Linked DNA regions of Mus musculus: all the other regions are linked to region 2. Evidence: chromatin loops called from intact Hi-C (ENCODE). Cell type or tissue: heart. All regions are shown on one strand.

The links. Hi-C counts contacts between places; a loop is a spot of excess contacts. Peaks named below come from ENCODE experiments on the same cell type or tissue, not always from the same donor. Only the 100,000 strongest peaks of a DNase experiment are listed, where the experiment ranks them.
Region 1: it touches region 2 in a loop (4-fold over the local background); 13 of 42 quality-filtered maps call a loop at or near these places.
Region 3: a loop joins it to region 2, with 2.2 times the contacts of the local background. A loop is called at or near these places in 2 of 42 quality-filtered maps.

Annotation. Positions count from the first base shown.
Region 1 is chr10:81,624,514-81,632,513 of GRCm38, reverse strand. It overlaps Sirt6 (sirtuin 6), which reads left to right and starts at 4,948. Exons shown (of 8, transcript NM_181586.4): 1 at 4,948-5,042; 2 at 5,897-6,024; 3 at 6,616-6,798; 4 at 7,398-7,457. The coding sequence starts at 4,977. It also overlaps a transcript of Ankrd24 not described here. In heart, no CTCF peak of the experiment used is centred here; DNase peaks (open chromatin) are centred at 3,863, 4,863 and 5,826; H3K4me3 peaks cover 2,062 bases; H3K27ac peaks cover 2,549 bases.
Region 2 is chr10:82,166,629-82,174,628 of GRCm38, reverse strand. No RefSeq gene overlaps it. Among named protein-coding and RNA genes, the nearest start is that of Gm40720, 7.5 kb to the left of the region's middle. In heart, a CTCF peak has its summit at 3,608 (motif pointing right); no DNase peak of the experiment used is centred here.
Region 3 is chr10:82,350,755-82,358,754 of GRCm38, reverse strand. Gm4924 reads right to left here and starts at 4,230. Exons shown (of 4, transcript XM_017314182.1): 1 at 4,096-4,230. The coding sequence starts at 4,218. In heart, no CTCF peak of the experiment used is centred here; DNase peaks (open chromatin) are centred at 4,224 and 4,504; H3K4me3 peaks cover 1,332 bases; H3K27ac peaks cover 1,161 bases.

The DNA.
Region 1 (8,000 bases), 540 kb after region 2:
AAGTTGGCACTGTAGAAGCTGTCTTGGAGACGGAGCAGCAGGCAGGGACACACGACAGGAGCTGTGGGATGAGAATCCCAGAGAGGCAGAACTTGGGGAGAAGTGAGTCGTTCATGAAATTGCCTTGCACAGGTGGAGATATGGTCTCCCTAATAAACAATAAGCAACTCCTGCCTCTGTGTCCCATAACACTCTAGATACTGGTGTGTCCCTCTCTGCAGAGAGTCCTAGAATATGTGTACATATATACACATGTATATATAAATATATACACATATAGATACATATATATACATATGCATATATGCACATGTATATAGGCACATATATAGAGACACACATATACATACACACATACATATCTACATACATGTACACACACCCGCGCACACACACACATGTGCCACCTTTAAAGAGAGAGAGAGAGAATACTGAGCCAGACACAGTGGCTCTCACCTTTAATCCAGGACTTGAGAGGCAGAGGCAGACAGATCTCTGTGACTTTGAGGGCAGCCTGGTCTACAGAGCAAGTTCTATGAGAGCCAGGGCTACACAGAACAAACAAACAAAAAAGGGAGAAAGAATGCTTTGAGCCCGATGTGACTGTACAACCCATGATCGCAATACTAGGAGACTGAAGAGGAAAGACTGTGATTCAAGGCCAGCCAGGGTTCCCACTTCCAAAACTGTATAAGCCTCCATCACTGCCTGGAGGGATTTTCCTCCAATAAGGTCAGAATGTCAGCAAGGGTGCCCCAGATAAAGTAGTCCCCATTCCACACAAGAGAATCTGGGGCCCAGAGCCCACTGAGCCCCTGCTGGAACCTTGAGGACACCTTGGGAATGAGCTCAGCCTGAGCTAACATCTGCAGGGCTGCAGCCTGGCACTTGGCCACAGCAGGAGAGGACCCAGAGGCCCAGGGCACCAAGGGGCCTCCAGGCAGCCATGAGTGTTCACTTTCTTCCCTAGGGGCTGCAGAGACAAAAGCCAAGCTTCACCCTGGCTGCTATGGGGAAACCAGAGAAGGGTGAGGGTGGCAGACAGGTTCCCGGCGGGGAGGGGCCGACCAGGCCTCCCATCTGCTGCCCAGGCTGGTCCAGCACCAGGGACCCACCCCTCCCTACTCTGTTGCTGCCCCTTCTTCGAAGCCCCACCAAAATACACCCACATTCCAAGCTAAGTGTCTCTTGCCAAGGGTGGGTAGGCTGCAAGATTTTGAAATAATTCAGCTTTTTAAGTAGGTGAGTGTTTTTTCCACAGAGGGTTTCCCTGTATAGTAGCCCTGGCTATCCTGAAACTCACTCTGTAGACCAGGCTGGCCTAGAACTCGGAGATCCAGCTGCCTCTGCTAGGATTAAAGGCTTTAGCTATCACAGCTGGCCTGATTAAGCTTTCAAAAACTATTTTTCCTTAACTTAAAAATTGCATTTATAGGGACTGCAGAGACGGCTCAGCAGTTAAGTGCACTGGTTGCTCTTCCAGAATCCTGAGTTCAACTCCCAGCAGCCACAGGGTGGCTCACAACCATCTGTAATGGGACCCGATAACCTTTTCTGGTGTGTCTGAAGACAGCTACCGTGTAAATAAATCTTTTTTTTTTAAAGAGTTTTTTTAAAGTTGCATTTAGGTGTGTACATGCACACATGCATGGAGGCAGAGGTCAGAGGACAACCTTGTGGGGTCATTTTTCTCCCTCCACCATGTGGGCTCTGAGAATCAAACTCAGGAGAGATGGCTTAGCAGTTAGATCAATGGCTGCTATCACAGAGGACCAGAGTTCAGCTGCAAGTACCCTTCCCTGCTGAGCCATCTTGATTTTTTTTTGTTTGTTTGTTTTGTTTTTCGAGACAGGGTTTCTCTGTGTAGCCTTGGCTGTCCTGGAACTCACTCTGTAGGCCAGGCTGGCCTTAAACTCAGAAATTTGCCTGCCTCTGCCTCTCAAGTGCTGGGATTAAAAGCGTGCGCCACCACACCTGGCCCCGCTGAGCCATTTTGCCAGCCCATTCTTCAGCATGTGCAATGACTTGGTTTCCAACTAGTCTAGCTTTACTGTCTAGGAAAGCAACAGTTCTCTCTCTCTCTCTCTCTCTCTCTCTCTCTCTCTCTCTCTCTCTCATGCTCTCCCTTGCTCTCTCTGGCTCTCTGGATCTCTTGCTTCCTCCCCCCCCTCCCAGCCCTTCCCTCCCCATTCCCCCTGCAGGTCACACCCATTGATACCTATCTCCATCTTCTAATGGAGACAGGCATATCGCTTCCCTGCTGTGTGGCTTTGAGGAGCTTCTACCACCTCTCTGAGCCATCCTTCCTCTCTCAAATGCACATAAGTTCATTCCTTGAAGAATCATAGTGAGCAAAAGACCAGGGCTCACAGAGCAGAGCACTTGGGAATCCCTCAGGAATCACTAAATTCGGACGACGATGAAAATGAAAACGGGGGCAGGAAGAGTTTGGGGGTATCTCGGTGACACCTTGCCAGCATGTGCAAAGGAGGAAGGGTTGCCCCAGTAACCACTGAGACCCTGAGTGGGGGGTGGGTGAGCAGAACTGAACCATGAGTGGGACTCAGTGAACCTACGTGGGCAATCAGCATTTGATCCAGAAAACTGAACCAGGGACCTGCTGGAGCAGCTGACCTGCTGGAGTAGCTGACCTGCTGCAGCAGCTGGGGGAACAGCGGATAGGGGATCAGGTGGAGCCTAAAGGACTGGTGGGTTCTGAGCCACAGCAGGGAGGACTGAGCAGTCCTCCAAGCCTGAAGACTCACCTCTGTTTTCTTGAATCGTGCCCGGAGGGTCTTCATCACACCTGCTAGGGGCTCTCGTCTTGTTTCTGGACAAGGCGTGGGTCGGGTGAGGGACAGGATGCTGGGGTGGTCAGCCACACTGTCCTCACAACACAGCCTGGGCAAATCTGCTGTGTGTCCAAGTTCAGGCTACTTGCACCCTCTGAAGGAACTGTCCTCAACTGTAAACAGAGATAATTCCTCCTTGTCCAGGCAGTCCCCTGAAGTGGGGCTGAGCGTGCATCACAACCAGCAGCACTAGTTCAGCAGCTCACACAGGCTGCAACCTGGAGTTTGTGCAATCATTGATGCCATAAACTCCCCACCACACAAACACTCTTCTCTGTGAAATTTCTATTCACAAAATCGCCTCTCTCCCACACAGAACTATCTACCTCCCCAAACGGAGCTTCCAAGTTCTCCCAAGCTGGGTCTCCTCCTGTACCTCTAACCTGGGTTCATATGTAATGGAGCTACAGGGGGAGACACACTGGAAAGTCAGTGTTTTGCAAGAAAGTCTGGTCAAAACTGTCACTATTTAGGGCAGTTCCACCCACCCATCCATCTACCCATCCACCCACCCATCCATCCATCCATCCACCCACCCATCTACCCACCCACCCATCCACCCACCCATCTACCCACTCACCCATCCACCCACCCACCTACCCACTCACCCATCCACCCACCCATCCACCCACCCATCTACCCACTCACCCATCCACCCACCCATCTACCCATCCATCCATCCATTCACTGATCCCACCTCCTCTACTAATCAGGTTCACTTTCACCCCACACCTACCACCAAGGGTGGGTGACAAAACACCCAAAAGAGTTGTCCACATGCTACCAGTCTGAAGGAAATCGCCACGGCAAGGTGGCAGGGAAGGCCTGTGGATTTAAGGGTTTGCCTTCTGAAGAGGTGACACAGCACAGGTGACGCTGCGCACTGGGCCTGGGCCTTGGCTCCCGCGTGGGATGTGTGCACCTGTCACAAGTGTGCAGATGCGTGTGTTCATACTGTTGCAGGTAGCACCCCTCACCAGCACCCAGACTTCCCTGGCCTCCCTCACCCACATCCCCCTACCTCAGGCGACTCCAGACCGGAACCCAGCGTCCAAGCAGCCTCTCTGGTTACCCGCTCCAGCTGCGAGCCACCAGCAGCAGAGTAGAGGTGACACCCGATCAGGTTGGGGTGGGGGAGCGGGGGACGGATGAGCCAAGGGAGGAGACAAGCTGCTGTTAGCCAGCTTGCTCAGATGGGCAGCCCCAAGGACGGCCTCTCCCACCTCCTTGTGTGCTCCTGCCTCCTCGAAGCCTTTCTTGGGGTCTCCACGGGGATCAGGAGGCTTCGGTTGTTATATGCTGCCATTGACCCATCACATGGCTCCTGTGTCTGTTGATTACCAACAGGCAGAATGGTCAGATAGTGCCTCCCATCTCTAGATGGCCACGGAAGCAGGGCTCTTCACCTCTCTCCTTGCATCTCTGGGCACCTCTGGGTAACACGTGGAACTCGCCCAGTTCTGTGGACCTAACCCTATGCTCTGTGATATTCCGGGAGGTGCACTCCAGAAACTAACCCAGGAAATGTTGGCAGGGGGCCCAGAGGTCTTTCCTCTGCCCAAGAACCCCAGTTTTCCATTCATTCTCTCCTGTAGCCAGAGTCAGGCAGACCCTGGATGACAGTCACAAAGGTTAGGGTATCATGTAGCCTAGCGTGGCTTCGAACTTTCTGTCCCCTCCTGCCAGTGCTATAAGCACTCCGGGCAGGGCTCTACACACTGAGAACTGTGGATTTTTGTTTTGCTTTGTTTGGTTTCATTTCTGGGTTTTGCTGATGTTGTCTCTTTTGAAACAGGGAGTTGGTCTGGGACTCGCAATCCCCCTGCCTCGACTCCTGTGAGTGGCCTCATCACTTTTCTGGCTCTGGTCGCGGATCCCAGGACTGGGGAATCCACTAAGTCAGAGAGGTAGTCTCGGCCAGCACTGAAGACTAAGCTTGCTGCATCAGGAGGGCGCATGCGCTCTGGAAAGAATGCTGTTTTTCACCTCCACGTACCCACCCCACCCTCAGGCACGTATCTAGGGAAGGCGGCTACTCTTTCCCGACCGTCCCTTCACCACTTCCGGCGGAAGCGGCCTCAACAAGGGAAACTTTATTGTTCCCGTGCGGCAGCGCCGGCGACGATGTCGGTGAATTATGCAGCAGGGTTGTCGCCTTACGCGGATAAGGGCAAGTGCGGGCTGCCCGAGGTGAGAGCTGCAGTGTTCGAGTCACCGAATGACCCCAGACGGGGAGCGGCCGGGCGAAGCGGGGCATTGTGGGAACAGCATGAAACATAGAGTCTAGACAATGGGAGGGACTTCCCTGGAAGGAGGGGGCGGGAAGTGACACCCACTGCTCAGGCTGGGTGACACGGAGGAACCTGGGTCAGGGAAGGAGTGAGGGGCTAATGGGAACGAGACCAAATCGTCAGGTCAGGGAGTGGACGTCTTAATTGTCAGGGAAAACCTGGAGCTGTGGGAAGATCTGCAGGGCCGGAAGCTGGCACCCTTTCCTGGGGGCATCCCTGTACCCCACTCTGTACTCCTCCCTGAATCTGGGCCAGATGGATCCTGAGTGTGGGGCTGTCAGTCTTTGTTGTTTCTGAAGGGGTGTAGTAGGGTGGAGGGTTCTCTCTTTGTAGCCCAGGCTGGCCCCGAACTCACAGGAATCTTCCTGCCTCTGCCTCCCGAGTACTGGTGTTAAAGGCCTGCGACACCATGCCCTGCCTGCCTCATGTTAACGGAGCCCCTAGACAAGTAGAGCTGCATCTTGATTTAGGGGAGAGAGGTGGGTTATCTAAAGTCCAGGATGGGGGATGACGTCAGTGGGGAGGTCACGTGGGCCACAACCAGACCAGGACAAAGGAGTGGCTGCCTGCAGGAACAGCACTCTGGGAAGAGGGCTCGGCATGTGCAAAGGCCCTGGGGTAGGACACAGCGATGTGTTAAGAGTGTGGCTGGAACTGAGGGATGTTGAGAAGGGGCAGACAGAGCATTGACCCACAGGAGGCCTGCCACTTGGGAGGTCACGTGTTGCCTCCTCCTGCCCTCTGACCCTACAGATCTTCGACCCACCAGAGGAGCTGGAACGCAAGGTGTGGGAGCTGGCCCGGCTAATGTGGCAGTCCTCCAGCGTGGTTTTCCACACGGGCGCCGGCATCAGCACCGCCTCTGGCATCCCCGACTTCAGGTCGGTGAACAATGAGGGGAAACTGAGGCAGGGCTCTTGCTGATACACCTCTAGGGACTAAGGTGAGGTGGCAGAAGGACCTTTCAGTTTTCCTATGTCTCTGAAAGGCCCAGCAAAAACTCCACTTGCCCAAGGATCAGAGCATGCCCACATAATGTAGTAGCTGCAAGGCATGCTGGGAAATGTATTCATGCAGCTCGGCCAGCCACTGGGTTTTCTAGGGTCAGAATGACTCAATGTTGTGGAGTGACTAGCTCACCCATAACCTTCGGTGGCAGCCTATGACCACTGTAAAGCATTCTGGGAACCCGCAGCCGGTCTTAACCAGTACTCAGCCCCAGCTCCACTAGCTCCCCTGCCTTTGTTTACCCCCAGACCCTCAGCCCCTCCGCCTCTTTCATGAAGACGTCCCATGCTCTTTAGAATTCTTGCCTACCCGGCAGTCATTGTCTCCACCACAGGATACAGAACCACCCTAAGAACGGGGCTGGGGCCAGCATGGGCTGACTTCAGCATTAACAGGAAGAGCCCACAGCCTGGAAAATGAATGTTTGACCTCTGTGCCTGTCCTCCTCTGCTTGCTATCCTCAGAGGCCCCCATGGCGTGTGGACCATGGAGGAACGCGGCCTGGCCCCCAAGTTTGACACCACCTTCGAGAATGCTCGGCCCTCGAAGACCCACATGGCCCTGGTTCAGCTAGAACGCATGGGCTTCCTCAGCTTCCTGGTCAGCCAGAACGTAGACGGGCTGCACGTGCGCTCGGGCTTCCCCAGGTCCGATGAGTCGGCCGGGGGGCTGGGGCTCAATTGCATCTCTTCCTCCTTATTGGACCAGGGTGCCCTAGCTCAGGGGCATTTATTAGGGATGCAAAGAGGGGGAAGGCTCGGAGCCCAAAGCCGGGCAGTACTTGGTCAAATTGGGGGGATGTAGGCAGGGTTCCACCCCTCACTGGGGTGGGGTGGGGAGGTTGGCAGGGGCTTTAGGGCCAACTGACTGTTGCGGCAGAGGGCGAGTACATGACAGAATTTCTCCATGTCTTGGCTACCCTGGGACTTGCCCTGTAGATCAGGCTCACAGAGATCCACTTGCCTCTGCCTCCCAATGGAGGGATTAAAGGGGTGTGCCGCGGCTAGCCAACAGGTTTTTTGTAGTGGGGAGGAGGTATTTGTGAGTTTGTGAAGACACCGTCAGACAGCTATGCATGCAACAGTTCCTCAGAATGGGACAGGCTGGGACATCCTCCAGGAAAGAGAAGTGGACGCCCCTTGTGAGTGAGCCCCCTAGGAAGGCTTTCTGGAGGAGGAGGCAGACTGAGCAGCTGGTCCAAGCCCCAGGATCTGGGAAGGGTCCTTACTGGCATCTTCTTCTGCAGGGACAAGCTGGCAGAGCTGCACGGAAACATGTTTGTAGAGGAATGTCCCAAGTGTAAGACGTGAGTGTTGCCCGTGTAACACAAGACCCTGCTCCTCCCCTAAGCCAGCTCAGGGTCCTAGCATGGCCTAGAGAAGGCCAGAGACAGTCAGATGAAAACAGACCAACAAAGGCTCGTAGACAAATGGGGCAAACCCTTTCTTCACAGCCCCCCAAGGGAGAAGCTGGTCATGCCCTTGGCAATGAGGGGTTCTCCCTGCCCTGCCTTTGCTATGGCTCTGGGCTGGGTGTCAACATGGCTTGCACACCAGAGCCTCGGGGTGTTGAGCAGGACTGTGCCTCCTGAGCTTTGGCCCCTGACTCCCTCTTAGGGGTTCTTTATTCAGACAGGACTTCATTAAAGTTGCCCAGGTTATCCTGAAATTTGGCATCCTCCTGCCTCAGCTTCCTGCGTGCTGAGCTCACAGGTGCGAGCCATCATGTTTCCCTTAGCCTCCTCCCTCCCGCACCCTCCCTTGTGTGGATGCCAGCGGCTGACACTGGCTCAGCCCCCTCTGCTTGTGTTTTGAGGCAGACTTGCTCTCAGAACCTGTACCTCTTTGGT
Region 2 (8,000 bases):
TTACTTGTGAACATGAAGATAGCCAGTAAGATCATGGCCAAGAATTCTATAGAGACCCATGCTCCTTGAGAGTGCATTGAGTGGGATGCTATTGGATGGCATGTTTAAGCTGCCCAAAAAGAAAAGTTGGGTAAAACGATCTTGCATTAGTTTTGGCTTTCTGACATTGTGGCAGAATTTTAGAAACCCCATTGCACCTGGCATTTACCCTGGAGTGATGATGGCCTCTAAGCCTTGAAATAATCTCTTATAAGTAATCAGTGATTTTCATCTCAAATTTATGGGGATGTCAGACCCTTAGTGTAGCTGGCCTCTTTGTTCCCAGAATAATGATTCTGAGAATTAATTACTTATAGAGAAATGCCTCGGCCATAAGCTTTAGCTCATCCCCCAACTAGCTCATAACTTATATGACCTACTCTATCTCTTCCACATGGCTGGCTAATTACCTCTCCTAACTATCTTCCAACATCCCCACATCTCTCTCTCTCCTCTCTCTCTCTCTCTCTTTCTCTCTCTCTCCATATCTAACCTTCTAATCCTGCCTCAGCTTACTGGACATCAGCATTTTATTGACAGGTGGTATTTCCACATATTTCACAAGAGATTTTCTCTACATCTTCCCTTTTTAGTCCAATAAAAGGCTCTTTGTCTAACATCAATAAACTAAATATAATAAGAACAATTATGAAAACTATCAGGTAAAAATTATGTTTATATCCTAGTCCACATGCATTTGGCAACCTTGGAAAAAGTTCTCTACTATCTATCCTATCTTGGTGAGTTACAGTTCTGTACCTAAATCATGTGCTATCATAACTTTTTCTTACCAACTTAAAATATCTTATTACACCTTAAAACATTTTCTTAAATCCTAAACGTCTTAAGCTTAATTGTGAGATTATAACTATGTAGTCTTCTACCCCATCAGAGACCTGGGAAGGATAAACACTAACTGAGTAAACAGGAAGTGCTGAGCAAGCAGCTTCCAAAACTACAGAGATGACAGAGGCTCCTGGCTACATGGACAGTCACCCAAGATACTTCTGGAATGTTGGAACATCATCTTCATTCTTCTGGCCTAAAATATCTGATAGACTTTTCTATGAAGCAGGAATTATTATGGACTGCTTACCTTGTTCTGGCAAAGCTGGCAGTCAACTTCCCTCATTCTCATCTGTCCAGCCTGGACAGCATGCTGTCATTAGTTGAAGCAAGGGCAATTTCTTGCTCAATAGCTAGCTTGCCCCCTTTTAAAGAAAACTCTATTTGGTGGATCTTTGATGCTTATCATCTTTGAAGTAGAATGGGGTGCTGCCAGGAGCTGACCTGTCTCATTGTCAGAAATGCCTTTTATTAATAGAACATCTTTAAATGCTGTATTCTGTGGATCTCTGAAGTTTTTGAAGACTGTCTATCTCTAGTATATTTGAATGGCAAACATTGCTTGTTTCTAGCTATGTACTATCTGTTCAACCTAGAAAACATTTCTGTAATTAATTAAGCTAGCCTCAAACATGATCAGTAAGTTTGATTGACTGACTTTTTTTTTTTGGTTTTTCAAGACAAGGTCTCTCTGTATAGCCTTGACTGTCCTGGAACTCACTTTGTAGACCAGGCTAGCCTCAAATTCAGAAATCCACCTGCCTCCCAAGTGCTGGGATTAAAGACATGTGCCACCATGCCTGGCTCTAACTTACATTTCTTAACTATGCTAAACAATTTGTAAAGCAATTTTCAAAAGGACTAGAACTTAACGTTGCATTTTTAATAATTACTAAGGTACAATATCTTAAACAAGAGTTGAAACATGTATGTTGTAATAAAATATAACCTTACCCTATCAATATACAAAGAATATTGTAAATTACTTGGCTTATTAATGTTCTTTGGTCTAAAAGTAGATACAATAATCTACCCTTTAACTTAATTATTCCTATAGCCCCCCTTTTTCCTTATCCCTTTTTCCACTTTTGCCTAACTCTAAATAGGAGAGAAAGAATGATAAAGGAAAGAAAAAGAAATAGAAAAAGAAATCCTTGAAACCAACCTCCCGTACTTTGTTTCTTCTCTTACCAAGACCATTAACAATTTGTAACCAACCCCATTCAAATGATGACAAATATCCATCACCCTACAAACAAAAACCATCTACCCGGCCATCTTTCCCATCACACAGACCCAGTGTGTCTATGTGATGGGAAACTGCAGTGCTTACATGAAGTCCTAATTGAAACAGTCTATAAACCTGTACCAACTGGACTCAGCAGTTTTGAGCTGTGCTGGAAGCAAGTTTTGCTGAAACAGCTATTGAGGTAGTCTGAGGTTATATAAAGCTGGATGCTGGGATAAATATGTCTCAAGATCTAAGCACCTTTCTCAGCATCCTCACATGTGAATGTTGTCACAGCCACTAGAACTTCACTGGTGTCTGTAAGCATGTAATGTTTCATAAGCAATAATCCATTCTGCATTAACATAGGTATGGAATGTGGGGTGTGAACAATCAGCTAAAGAGGATTCTCTGCTCTCTGTTTGAGCAGGTAAGTTATCTTTAAATATCTTTTGTAACTTAGTTTGGATTGTATAACCAAACTGCAGTAAATTCTTATCCATGCCATTTGGATAAGTCTCGCGGATTCTGTAGTCAATGAGACTTATTGGCTACGATGAGTTGAGGTTCTAACTGGAGACATTTCCATGTCTCAGCCAATCTCAGAGCTGTTCCCATACAGAGAGACCAGCATATACTTTGCCCATTCTGTGCTTCTTTCTTCCTTCCTTCCTTCCTTCTTTCTTTCCTTCCTTCCTTCCTTCCTTCCTTCCTTCCTTCCTTCTTTCTTTCCTTCCTTCCTTCCTTCTTTCTTTCCTTCCTTCCTTTCTTCCTGTCGGCAGCCAAAAATCTTCAGGGGGTCTCCCATAGACAGATATGATATTTATTAATTTGGATGAAATCCACAGCTTTTCTTCCCCTGTTGAGACACAGACAAACCTCTTCCCCAATGTAACATATTTTCTTCCTTTCATTCTGTGCTAAGTGCATCCTTACATAAACAGGCTGATTTAGCTCAGCAGTTTTTCTCAAAAATGCAGTGTCTCTCAGCAGCTGTTTATTCATTACCATTCAAAAAACTTAAAGTTAATAAAGAACTATGTAATCTAGCTCAGTGGGGTCTTTGTTATCCCTTTTTGTTTGTTAACCATCTTGTTTAAAGTACAATTAGATCTATAACTACTTGTCATATAGGATTGTGTGGAATATCTGGAATATGTTTTATATCATAATATTTAAAAATCACTTCATTTTACTAGAGAAATATGCCGCAGCATTGTCAGTCTTGATTTGCGTCAGTATTCCCATAACAGCCAGAACATCCAATAAATGTGTAAACCAGAATCATTCTTTTCAGAACTCAAGGCAGAAGCCCCTTGGAATTCTGAACATATATCAACTTATATCAACACATGTACATTTTTGTTTTCAAATTGTACAAAGTGAAATATACGATCTACTGTATGACATAGCTTTAAGGTAGCAGCAGTAAGAATCTGGATTCTTAATTCAACATAATAAATTTAATAATAGGCTGCCATTCTGCAATTTTGTCACCAGGTGGCACCACAGGCATTATATTTGATTCCTCTGAAGCCCCTTTACTCTGAATCAAAGGATTTTCCATTTTCTTTTCTATCACCTCCAATCTTGCATTTGATTTTCCTTCTTTTCCTTATCTAAGTCTCCTTTCTTCTGATTACTCTTAAAATGATATATAAAATTGTGATCGTAACTGAAAAAATAACTATTTGTATGTTGACAGCCAAACAAAACTATAGGGGGTCCAAATGTTCTCTTCTATAGAATTTTTCATTTTTTAACATGGAAAACACTTCTCCTTAATACCTATAATTTTCTCCTCTCTTTGGAGACTTCACTTTAGTTCTTTTTCTCTCCTTCCTTAGGAGACTGCAATTTATTTCTTTTTCTCCTTTCTCTGGAGAGCTGATCTTCTATGTTTATTTATTTCTCTCTTAACACTTTCTAAACTTAATATATTTCTGTATTAATTTTATATAAATACTTTCCTCTGTGTGATTTCTTTTAATATTATATAATTCTTGCTTTAAGAGCATTTTATTTACAATAAAATAATCCATGCAACAAAAACAAACAAAAAACCGTTCATTTTATTAATTTCTTTCTTTCTTTTTTGTTTTGTTTTGTTTTGTTTTGTTTTGTTTTTTGAGACAGGGTTTCAGCCCTGGCTGTCCTGGAACTCACACTGTAGACCAGGCTAGCCTCAAACTCAGAAATCTGCCTGCCTCTGCCTCCCAAGTGCTGGGATTAAAGGCATGCGCCACCACCTTATTTTAAGGCTTTAAACTGAAGGGGTCTATGTTATAAAGGATGTGATAAGGCAAGATAAACGACTTTCTGTACTTTCCCAGGATGGGTTAACTTATGCCTTAAGAATGAAGGAAAACTGAATTGGGGGAGTACAATTTCTGAAGGTTAGCTTGAGCCCTGGTATTTCTAATTAGGCAACACTCTTATGCTGGTAAGTGTAGCAATGGTGAGAGCATTAAGACACAGGACATTTGGTATAACATGTGTGTCAGCATCCAGCACTCGTCAATGAACATTTTATACAAGGCAAGCTCATACAGTCTCTTGTTAATAGCATTTCCTCTTCCTGAGAAGTGCCCACTCTATTTCAACATCACTGTAGCTAACTGTCCTTTTAGTAAAATAAATCGAAATGCCAACCTGTCTCAGTGTGCTAACACTGTGAAGAGAAAACATGACCACAGAGTCTCTTCTAAAGGAAAGCATTTATTAGGGGCTTGTTTGCAGTTTCAAAGATGCAGTCCATTGTCATCATGGTGGGAGCATGGTGGCATGCAGGCAGACATGGTCTTGGAAAAGTATTTGAATTCTACATCTGGATAGCAGATAGCAAGAAAAGAGAAAGCCACTGGGTCTGGTTTGGATCCTGAAACCTCAAAGCCTACCTCCAGTGACAATTTTCTTCCAACAAGACCGTCCCTACTCCGAGGAGGCCACCCTTCCTAATCCCACTCAATCAGAGAGTCACTCTCTGATGACCAATTATTCAATCATAAGGGCGCATGAGGGCCACTCTCACTCAAACCACCAAAGTAACACCTTTTAAATTTCATTTTTTTGTGTATAGATCACTACTCTGGTTTCTATTTGCTTCTATTTTTGAAGGATTCCCAGTAATTAAGAATTTGACTTGATGTTTCTCAAATAGTTGTTAATTTATTTGAGAGAAATACATCATGTATCCCAGGCTTGCCTGGCCCTATGTCAACTGAGAATTGAATTTAAAACCCAAATCTGCCTCTACCACAGTAGTGCTGGGAATACAGGTATGCAGGTCCGAAAAGAAAAGAGAGGCAAGGGGATTCATGGCTTAATAGAGCCCAGCCTTTTATTGGGTGTTGCAAATGTAGAGGGAACTATGCCCTGATCATGACTTCTGCATTTGCAAACAGAGGGGAGGTGCCCAGAAGGATGTTAAAAGGTTTCCAATTTTTGTCTACACTTGAAGTTACCAGTGAACAGTTAGCTAATAAACTTCAGGTGATTGATAAATGATCTGATTAGTGTTCAATTGGGATGCACAGACCACAGCAACCAAAAATATAGTTAAAAAGTGAATTTCCTTTTAGCAACCAAATTATGTAGTTACACTAGTTCAAGGAGAACAGAAGAGCTGGGCAAATTTTTGTGGCCCTGCCTAACTGGTTGGTTTTTTGGGTTTTTTTGTTTTTGTTTTTGTTTTTTGATATTTGTTTTCTGGATGAGAATGGGATAAAAAGTATGAGTTAATCCTCTGTTTGCCTCCAATATAAATTGTTATTCTCTTGAGAACATGGAACCATAAAGCCTGATACCATGTTTTAAAATTTATTTTTGAGATTATAATTACTTCATTTGGTCTTTCGCTTTCATCTCTCCTGACCCTCTATATAACCTCTTTGCTTTCAAATCCATGGCCTCCCTTTGCTTTGTTTCTCCTACTTGAATTTGACCTAAGGTTATCTACAGGACTTTCCAGTTCTGAGGTAAAGAGATAGCTGTACTACAACACTGAGTGTGTAATGACTGTGCATACTAGAGACCTTATACCTAGGAGGAGAAACATAAAGTGCTCTGGGAGACTGAAAGCATTTCTACTTAAATGCAAATTTCCAGTATAGTGACCCTGTGTGCTTGTTGGGTGGAGGACAGACCTGGGAAAAAGTTTGTGTGGTATAAGTCCTTTGATCTCTGATCATAGTGTAGGGGAGTTGTTATTCCAGGGAGGCCTATATAGGTGAGTGGCCCTTGCCAAAGAGGGTCTCTGGAGCAAGTTTTGCCGCGGGAGAACCAGTGAGTAACAGCATGGTGCTTCTTTCCAGGGTTCTCACCCAGATCCAACACGTGAGTCTGTGTCCACTGTGCTGCTATGTATCAAAGCATCTGAGCATATTGCTTTCCCAGGAATACATAGTGACGAGGAGGTGGATCAGGCAGATTGCAGCTCATGTGCAGTAGCCAACGTGGCAAGAAGCAGGTGGTGGCTGTATCTTTTCTTCTTTGGCTGCTGTCTGACTTCAACCTTATTTATCTGGGTAGTCTACTGCTGCACAGGAAATGAAAGAGGAAGAAGAAAGAGGCACTGCCCTAAGGAGAAAAGAGCTCCTGTTCTGTGTCATTAAATCCTTTCCACAAAGAACGGGTTCACTACATAGGAAAATTTAAAAGATTTGAATTCCTTGATCCAAAAACAAGTTTAACAGTATTTAATAAAAAGACTAATATTTGATTTTTAAAAAAGAAAACAAATTTCTTTGTCTTTTTTTTTTTAACGTTTTCTTCAAAGATATTAAGATGTTGCTATTATGTCCTATTTTGGAATAAGAAACTGCAATGGGGAGGGCACACCTGTCTGTTTAGTATTAGTTGATTCCATAATCCTGAGACATGCCTCAAGTACAAAAAATAATACTTATAGCATCTATTTCATTAGTACGGTTAGGGTGCCTGGGAGGTACAAGGACCTCAGGGGGAACAAACGGAATCACACCAGATGCTGAGTCTTGCCTCTGGTTCCCACATCCCAGGATGAACCCTACACAGGGTCCTCTAGCTCCTTCCCACGTGGGGATGGCAGCCCTGCTCCCCATGGCTCAGATTCCCAGCTTACCTGGCTCTCCTCACAGGTTCCAGCAGTGGGTCACAGGGCAGCACACAAGCCCCTTCTTCAAACACAGACAAGCCTGCAGCATAGCGAACTAGAAGTACCCTCCCCATTCTGACAAGTGAGTCCATCTTGAGACCCTGATTAGTATTAGCTGAATCCATAATCCTGACACAAATCTCTAGTACAAAAAAGTATTATTCCATCTACTTCATTGGTATAGTTCAAAGTAAGTCCCCTGATTCATAGGGATGGTTCCTTTGCCAAGATATTGATTTGTCCCCATTAGAATGTTAGACCTATACCCAGGCCAGAAATTCTGTTCTCTTGTTCATGGAGCTTTTTCTATTGACAAGATTTCATTACTACCTTACCCCTTCATAAAGTCCCTAAAAGCACTTAGCTCAGAGATCACAGCTCTGAAGACACTTTTGGCATCTTTGAACTCCGGTAAGGATGAACTTGTTAATAGTTCTAGTGACATTCCAGCCCTTAATTGGTAAGAAACATGTTCCTTTCCTTTGAGGTCTTTTTTTTTTCCTAAGCTGCCTAGCCAAAGAACAGGAAGTCTCCTGTTTTCAAACCCAGCCCCTCTGAAGAGGCAACCTTACCAGGATTGAGGCAACAGCGTATCTTGCTTCCTCCAGCTGTATTTGGGGAAGGTATTGAGGCAACCAACCAAAGATCATCTTTAAAAATTCCAAATGACAGGTCTACAGAGGAAAGCCAGTCCTTGACTGGTGTTGTGAAAGAATTAAAATGTCCAAAGTCCATCAGTCTTTCTTCATAGGC
Region 3 (8,000 bases), 180 kb before region 2:
TAAGTACTTTTTAGAAAGATTAAAGACAGTTGCTAAAAAGATTTTTATTTATTTATTTATTTATTTATTTATTTTTGTCACCAATTGGCTCTCTGGATATTAGAAAAAAGATTAAAGAGTAAAAAAAAAAAAGATTCGAGCTGCTGGAGAGCTACTTAACAAAAGAAACTGATTATCGGGACAAGATCTTTTGCATAAACTCAAAGCCACTATTACCTTCTCTGATGAGACACATTTATACTTAAGAAAACAAACAAGGTCAGGACCTTATAGCACCACGTGACATGGTGAGCCCCTCCCCAAGAATCATCAAACACTGCCTGTTAATGGCTGTGTGGCCCAATACCAGATCTTACTTCTGGCACACACTCCAGTATAGTTTAAGAATCCCACAGCCAAAAATTCTGCTACCCTGTTGTCTAGTAACAGAAGTGCTAGTCCATGACGGTCCGGCAATAAAAGGTGAAAACAAGTAAGCAGGAACTGCAGCAGTTACTAGAACTCAAATAATTTGGGTCCAAGCCAGGCAAGCAGGTCTGAGCAATCTGACCCAGGCTCTCAGGTGGGAAAAGGAAAGTCCACCACCAAATGCACAGATAGTCACGATGCTTTTACTACCACACATGTCCACAGTATGCTCTATAGAGAAAAAGGGCTTCTCACCACTGAGGAAAAGGAAATGTAAAAACCATGGCCCTCCTACAGGTTATTTGGCTTCCCTTACAAATTGCTGCCCTCCACTCCTGGACTTCTGACCTAGCTGCCACACAAAAGGGCCTAAGACCAATGGAGCCTGTTGATATTCTGATGATATACCAGGACCCCTTCCTGCCTGAGACTCCATGACAAAGAAGAAATGCACAACTCAAACCCACAGGTTGATGGAGGAAACCACAGCAAAAGACCATTCTCACAAAAACAACTGGCAGGACTGTCGGTAACTAACCTCCACCGAGCAACCCATGTGGGATCCTGCACAGACCAAGGTATGTTATACTGGACAGCCTGGCACGGGATGTCTCAGCCAGATGCCAGGTTTGTGCTCAAATGAATCAAAATCAAAGAGCCCTTACCCAGAAAAGGGTCCAAATGAGGGAACAAATCCCAAAGAGCCCTGGGAAAACTGACTTAACCAAGTTCTGGACTGACCGGGGAGGATAAAAGTACTTGCTAGTTTTTATACATACCTTTTCCAGGTGGGTAAAAATGTCCCCCACCTGCACTAAAACTACTCACATAGCACCTTAAAAAACTCTCCCAGGAACTGGTCCCCTGATTTGGCCTCCCCCAGAAATGGGATCCAGCAATGACCCGGCCAAAATCTCTCAACTAATAGCTAAAGCTTTAGACACAGATTGAAACTTCATTCTGCATATAGACCTCAGTGTTCTGGCCAGGTAAAAAGAATAAACAGGACACTAAAAACCAAAAAAACAAAACAAAACAAAAAAACAAAACGAAAAACCTGTAACAAAACTCTCATTAGAGTCTACCAAAGAATGGACAGGCCTCCTTCCTTTGCTTTAGTCAGCTGCACCCCGTGTAGTGGGGGATGTACTCCACTATGAGATTTTGTTCATAAACCATTCTACATTCTTTTACACGCTCAGAGACTGCAGGTGGCAGAACTCTCCCAACCGTTCTTTCTCAATCACTGCAGGCACTCCAGTCCTCCATAAAGACTACTGGACTACCTGAGAGAAACAGCCGACCTCCGTATCCACCAGCAGTTTGCCCTTGTTGCAGTCCAATGATACTGAGTCAAGTGAACAGCCAAAGGGACACTGGAACTAACCTGGGTGAACCCTAAGAGGTGGCCGTGAAGGTAGCTGGTATTACATCATGGATCCACCACACCCAGACCAAAATCTGGATGCCACAACTGCTGCCAAATGACTGTCTCTTGAGTGTGGACCCATTAAAATTAAAGTTTCATCTGTTCTCCATTCCCTTCCTCTCCTTGCCCCTCCACCTTTACCCAAGTCTTATGTTTGATACGAATATAAGAGTCATGGTCCAACCCCAACTCAGGTCCAACCCCTTAGGCTTAGTTCCCCAACCTGGGAACTAAGACAGATACAGGGAAGGTATTACCTAATGTACCTACAGACCAGCAACTAATATTCATTTTGACCTTTGCTCGCTGATGCCCACTTTAAATGCATAGTTGTATTATAGAAAGGAAAGATATGGAGGTTTGTCTTTTGACATAGGGACATAAGAGTTTATAATTCTATGCATGCCCTGCAGCTGAGCCCCCTAGTTGCCAAAAAGAAGGGAGTTTCCATTAAAAGGGGGAGGGAGAGGTTCTAAAACTGGGGCTTTCAGAAAACTTCCTTTAAAGAGATTCTGGCCCTGGGGAAATAGGAAAAAGTGTAGAGCGGGATTCTATGCCACAGGAAGGATCCCCTGGGACAGAGTTAAACATTTGCAGGCAGCATTCAGTCAAGACTGTTGGTTATGCTCACACACCGGATCCCTGTCACACTACATGTGGATAGGAACTAGCCAGACTAACAGCTCATTGGCTGACAAAATTCAATGGTGACTAGGGCCAGCCCATATTAATGTTCTACTCTATAGATGAATTCATCTGGATAACGATCATACCGAGCTCCGAGAGTACTTTGTGGGCATGTACTAATGGATTGACTAGATGTGCCTCTTCTGACGCTTTCCAAACTAAGTATAAGATCAGGACCAAATGGTATTAAAAGTTTGCTTCTCAATTAAAACAAGTTAGATTCCCTTATAAAAATGAACCTACAAAATTGAGAAGATTTACTTCTCACAAGATAATAGAAAATATGTCTTGCTTTGGGGAAAAAAAAAAAGCCTGTTGTTTCTTTGCTAATTGATCAGGAGTAATTTAAAATACCTTCCCATGTTTAGGGAAACAATTGATACTAGTCTCTGTACTCTTGGTCCCCTAGCTAACTAACCTGCTTTCAGCACTGACTGAAAATTTTCAGTCTGATTGGATTAACAGTGGGGCCCTGCATCTTAAACTAAAATTGAATGAATCCATTATTTGACTCATTCACTAAGGCCAGTGGGGAATGTAACACACAGCCCCAGACCTTAGCACAACTGATTCCATGATGGCAGTATCATTCAGGCTGTAAACTCAGTATGGACAGCGCCACCTACCACCATAAAAGCAAAGGCCTAATCCATCGATGTCCGTAGTTACAGGATGTCTTCATTAACTAACCTGGTTCATGGCTTCTCTAGTTCCACTTCTGACTGACTGTTCTTCTTAACTGAAGTTTGTCAATCCAGAACATGGTTTTTGTGCTTAAAAGCTCCTTTTGCAAAAGGCTCAGGGATAAACTGGGATGGGCGCACCTTAACTGGGAGCTGAACTAACTTTGAGTAGAAAGCTACCATGTGGTGTCCTGCCATCTTGGATAGTATGTCTCTATCATGTTACAACAATACAGAATTTGAGCTACAGAGGCAGCAAAAGTCCAATAAAAAGCCTAACAATTTATGCTCCAACAACAAAAAACTGATGAGAAAAGGTAATCGTGAGTGAAAGATGATCAAGGCAAGAATGAATATTAAATACTGTAACATCCTCTGACTTAAATTTTTGAATACAACTATGCAGTAGTGGTCCATACCTTTAATCCTAACCCTAGGGAAGGAAAGGCAAGTGGATTTCTGTGAGTTCCAGGCCATCCTAGTCCACACTGAGAAATTCTTGTTTCAAAAAAAGCAAAGCAAATCAATCAACCCACAACAATAACACACACACAAACCTACCAAACAAACAAACAAACAAACAAAAGATGTCTGGGAAAGAATAAAGAGACAGAACATGAGAATAAACTAAGGGGGGAAAAAAACAAACTACACAATTAACACATAATCAATGTTGACACATGAAACCAGGAAACCCAGTGTGTCTGGCCTTACTAAAACACGTGACTGGACTACTGTGAACCATCTACATGAATGTGTTAATAGCACAGACTTTACACCGGCGCAGAGTTAACTGCAGACAGATCCTACACCCGAATGTCAAGTGCCAAGTGCAGAACTTCTAGAAGATGCTAGATGAACTAGGGCTCTGCCTGTTAGCAAATCTACCTTCCCTTGCAATAATAAAAGCAGCAGAGGCACTGGCTGCACGGTGACGTCAACAAGGATGTTTTCACACAAAGGCGCCGTTCCCCATTCTTTGCGCAGGCGCAGGCAGCTGATCGAAGTCATTCAGGGATCTGCTCTTGCCTGGGAGGTGCAGGGACCCCACGGAACTCACGGGACCTCACGGGGGCACCGACTCGCTGCCGGTTCGCGAACCCCGGAACGAACGCCATGCGGGCTCCCGCGACTCCTCCCCGTATGGGGATGGCGGCCCCTCTCACCATGGCGCAGATTCCGAGCTCTCCCCACTCTCTTTTCAGCTCCCGCCAGTGGGTAGCAGTGTACCACGCAATACCAGGAGCCCCTTTCTCAGCACTGTATCCTAGCCTCCAGCATGGCAGACCGGAAGTGCCCTCCCCATTCTAAGTGACGGTCCTTCTGGAGGTCCTGATTGGATGGTGAGAGCTGAGTGACAGGAGCAGCTACCTTAGCGACACAATTCTCTTAAGTCTAACAGCCCAGTGGTTCACATGACCCCATCACAAGGATCATCTATGAAAGCCCTTTCTAAACTGACCTTCTAGATGGAGCTGGAGAGATGGCCCAGCAATTTAGAGCACTGGCTGCTCTCTCAAAGAACCCAGGTTTGATTTCCACACCCACAGAGATTCTCACGGCCATTTTTAACTCCAATGCCAGGTGATCTGATGTCCTTTTCTGGTCTCCAAAGACACCAAATGCACAGGTGGTGCACAGACATACATGCAGGTAAAACACCCTTATTGACAAAATGAATAATAATTTTCAAAAATCATAGCCACATTAAAAAAAAGAAAGGAGGGAAAGAAGAAGGGAAGAAAGGAGGAAAGGAAAGAAGGAAGGAGGGAAGGAGAGGGGGAGGGAGGGAGGGAGGGGGGAGGGAGGAAAGTATGTGATGTGCTCCAGCTTCCATCTTAAGCACAGAGTTTTCCCAGACCTGCAGAGACTTGCATTGCAGTAGAACTTGTCCCTTGCATTTTTTCCTGCACTCAGTAGGCACTTCTCCTTGTAGGCATAGGATCTCTAGGATACAATACAAGGATTATTAAACAATGTGCAGTGGAGTGATCCACATGCCTCACAGCTAAGGATGCCTAGCCCACCTAGATCAAATTTAATATCGGATATAAAATTTGCTATTCATCAGGCATCAGCAACTTCACTAAGGCACACCTAGGATTGATCACACCTCTCTCCCCTGCATATTGGTAGCCAAGACATTATTAACGTTTCCCCAGCTTTCTGTTGTAACAGAGGCTTATCATGCCAGCATTTGGGAGGTGAAAACAAGACATCAAAAGTTTAAACCCAATCTACGGAGAGTCTCAGGACAGTCAAAGAAACACACACACACACACACACACACACACAAAAGCAGCTTGGTCTATGACACCAAATACCAACAATTAGCCACTCCTGCCCCCAAAATGGAGTGACCAGTGTAAGGACCTGGGGTGAGAAGACAGGGATAGAAGGGTTAAGCTCAATATGTCTAGCATAACCTGATGGCTCATGTTAAGCACATTTATTAACATATACAGCTCTGATAAACTATTTATACATGAAGAACTAGACAGCAGAAAATTTAATTTAGCAATGTTGGCCTCCCTTCCAAGATGACCGTGCCAGGGTCCTTATCTTCACGTTCCAGCACACTAAGCATCTCACAACTTCAAAGCATAAGCTTATGTTTATTTACACCATTTTACTTGTGAACATGATGATAGCTATGACGATCGCCACCAAAAAAAACTTTATATTGACCCTTGCTCTTTTTGAGAATACAGTGAGTGGAATGCTCAAAGTTTTCAGCTGGTCTTTAACACTACAGGGTAAACCAAGGCAGGCAGTGAGGTTGCTGTTGGCAATTGGGATTAGTACTGAGAACAGCTGACAGCTTAGCACCAAGGGCTGACAGGGTTCTGGTCACTATCTGGACTGATGCTGGCTGCTGCCTATGGCAGGCAGAGATTAGAGAAATTACTCAGCTGACTTTCTCTGAGAGAGCAAAGCTTGAGTCACTGCAGCTGGCACACCCTGTGGCCGGCAAATTACTCTGAACTCTTTTAACTAATTAGGGACCAGTAGAAAGTAAAGAGAGAGAAAGTCATACACACACACACACACACACACACACACACACACACACACTGAGTGGATGTAGCAAAAGTCAGACTCCAATAACTTTCATACATATAAATACATGCATATAGACATACAGACAGACAGACATAGTCACCCAATGAATGGATGAAGCAAAGCTCCAGCAAGCAGGCTCCAAGCATTTCACACAAATATACACATATACATACAGTTGGTGGATGGAGCAAGTTCCAACACACACCCACACAAGTTTTACACATATACATACTGTTGGGGTGCAGGAATTGCCTCACAAACCACACAGACACTAATTTCAGTCAGACCAGGACAGGTCTTTTTTTTTTTTCTTGGTTTTTTTTCGAGACAGGGTCTCTCTGTGCAGCCCAGGCTGTCTTGGAACTCACTCTGTAGACGAGGTTGGCCTCGAACTCAGAAACCCGCAGCCTCTGCCTCCCGAGTGCTGGGATTAGAGGCGTGGCCACCTCGCCCGGCTCAGGACAGGTGACTGAGAATGTGCTCCAGGGCCATGGTCCAGATTTGGGGGCTGAACAATGACCCTGAGTTAAGATCCTACAGGGTGTTCAAGCCCAAAATCTACAAATATTTATGCCAAGTTATTTCACCAATCAGAATTTAGGGATAAGAGAGTTCCTTAGCAACTTGTCTTTGTTGTGTATCTATCCTGCTCCCATTGGTTGGGATATTCAACTGTAGTGGGGGAATTGCCTTATCTAATATTCATGTGTTAACTTGTCTACCAGGATGGGACTTGTCTAACACTTATGTCTTAACTTGCAAACCAGGGGCAGTTTATAAAGGCAAACACAAGAAAAGCTTATACACAATTGCAAGAAGTGCTTCTGGGTGATCGTGCCGGCTCCAAGCTTATTGTGGGTAACTCTACAAAACAGTTGTATTGACTTTTAATGTGATTGGTTTCCAAGGGCAAAAATATAACAAAATATGGAATCAATCTTGGCAGCAAAAAGTTTCCTAGTAACATAAGAAACACATGAGAAAGTTTCCTTATAATGATAGGCTACCCAGGTAACAGCTGCCTAGGTCTTGACATTTTACCCAGGCTTTAACACATACATATACATTTGATGGATGGACAAAGTTCCAACAAGTTTATTGTTTCTCTCATAGCTTATATATACCAGCAAATTTTTTCAAGCAGTATAAAGTGACAATGTAATCGCATTCTATTTTCCTTCTAGTGAGTAGTGACTATTAAAAAAAAACCAATATGTTCCCTAATACCTGTAAAAGATATAACATCATATAATACAAGTAAAGAAAACAAATTATTCCCAAGAACCCACGTACATTCTTAACTAAGCAGCATGTTATAGATTAACAAAATGTGGGCAAGCAAGGGAGCTTTCTCAGCAAGTTTCTCAGATTGACAGGCAGCAATTTGTGGTTACAAAGAAAAGATTCATTATTTTATTATTTATCTTTAAAAGTAATCTTATAAGAATCTCAAAAGAATGACGAATCTAAACTTTTATATAAAAAGTCAGTCATCGCTACTTTAAATCGTCAGAATACACATCTACTCATCAGCAATTTTGATTAAACCATATCAGGAAGCTGAGGGCAAAAGTGGGCATAGGAAATCCATTATCACCAGTTCAGCCTCAGTGAGAGTCAAGTCAGCCAGTGCTGTTAATGTTGTTGTTCCCTAACCTTAAAAATTCCCTTCCTTAAGTAATAAGTATGTGCCTTTCTGAGTCTCAAATTGCTCCCTAAGATTTTCTACA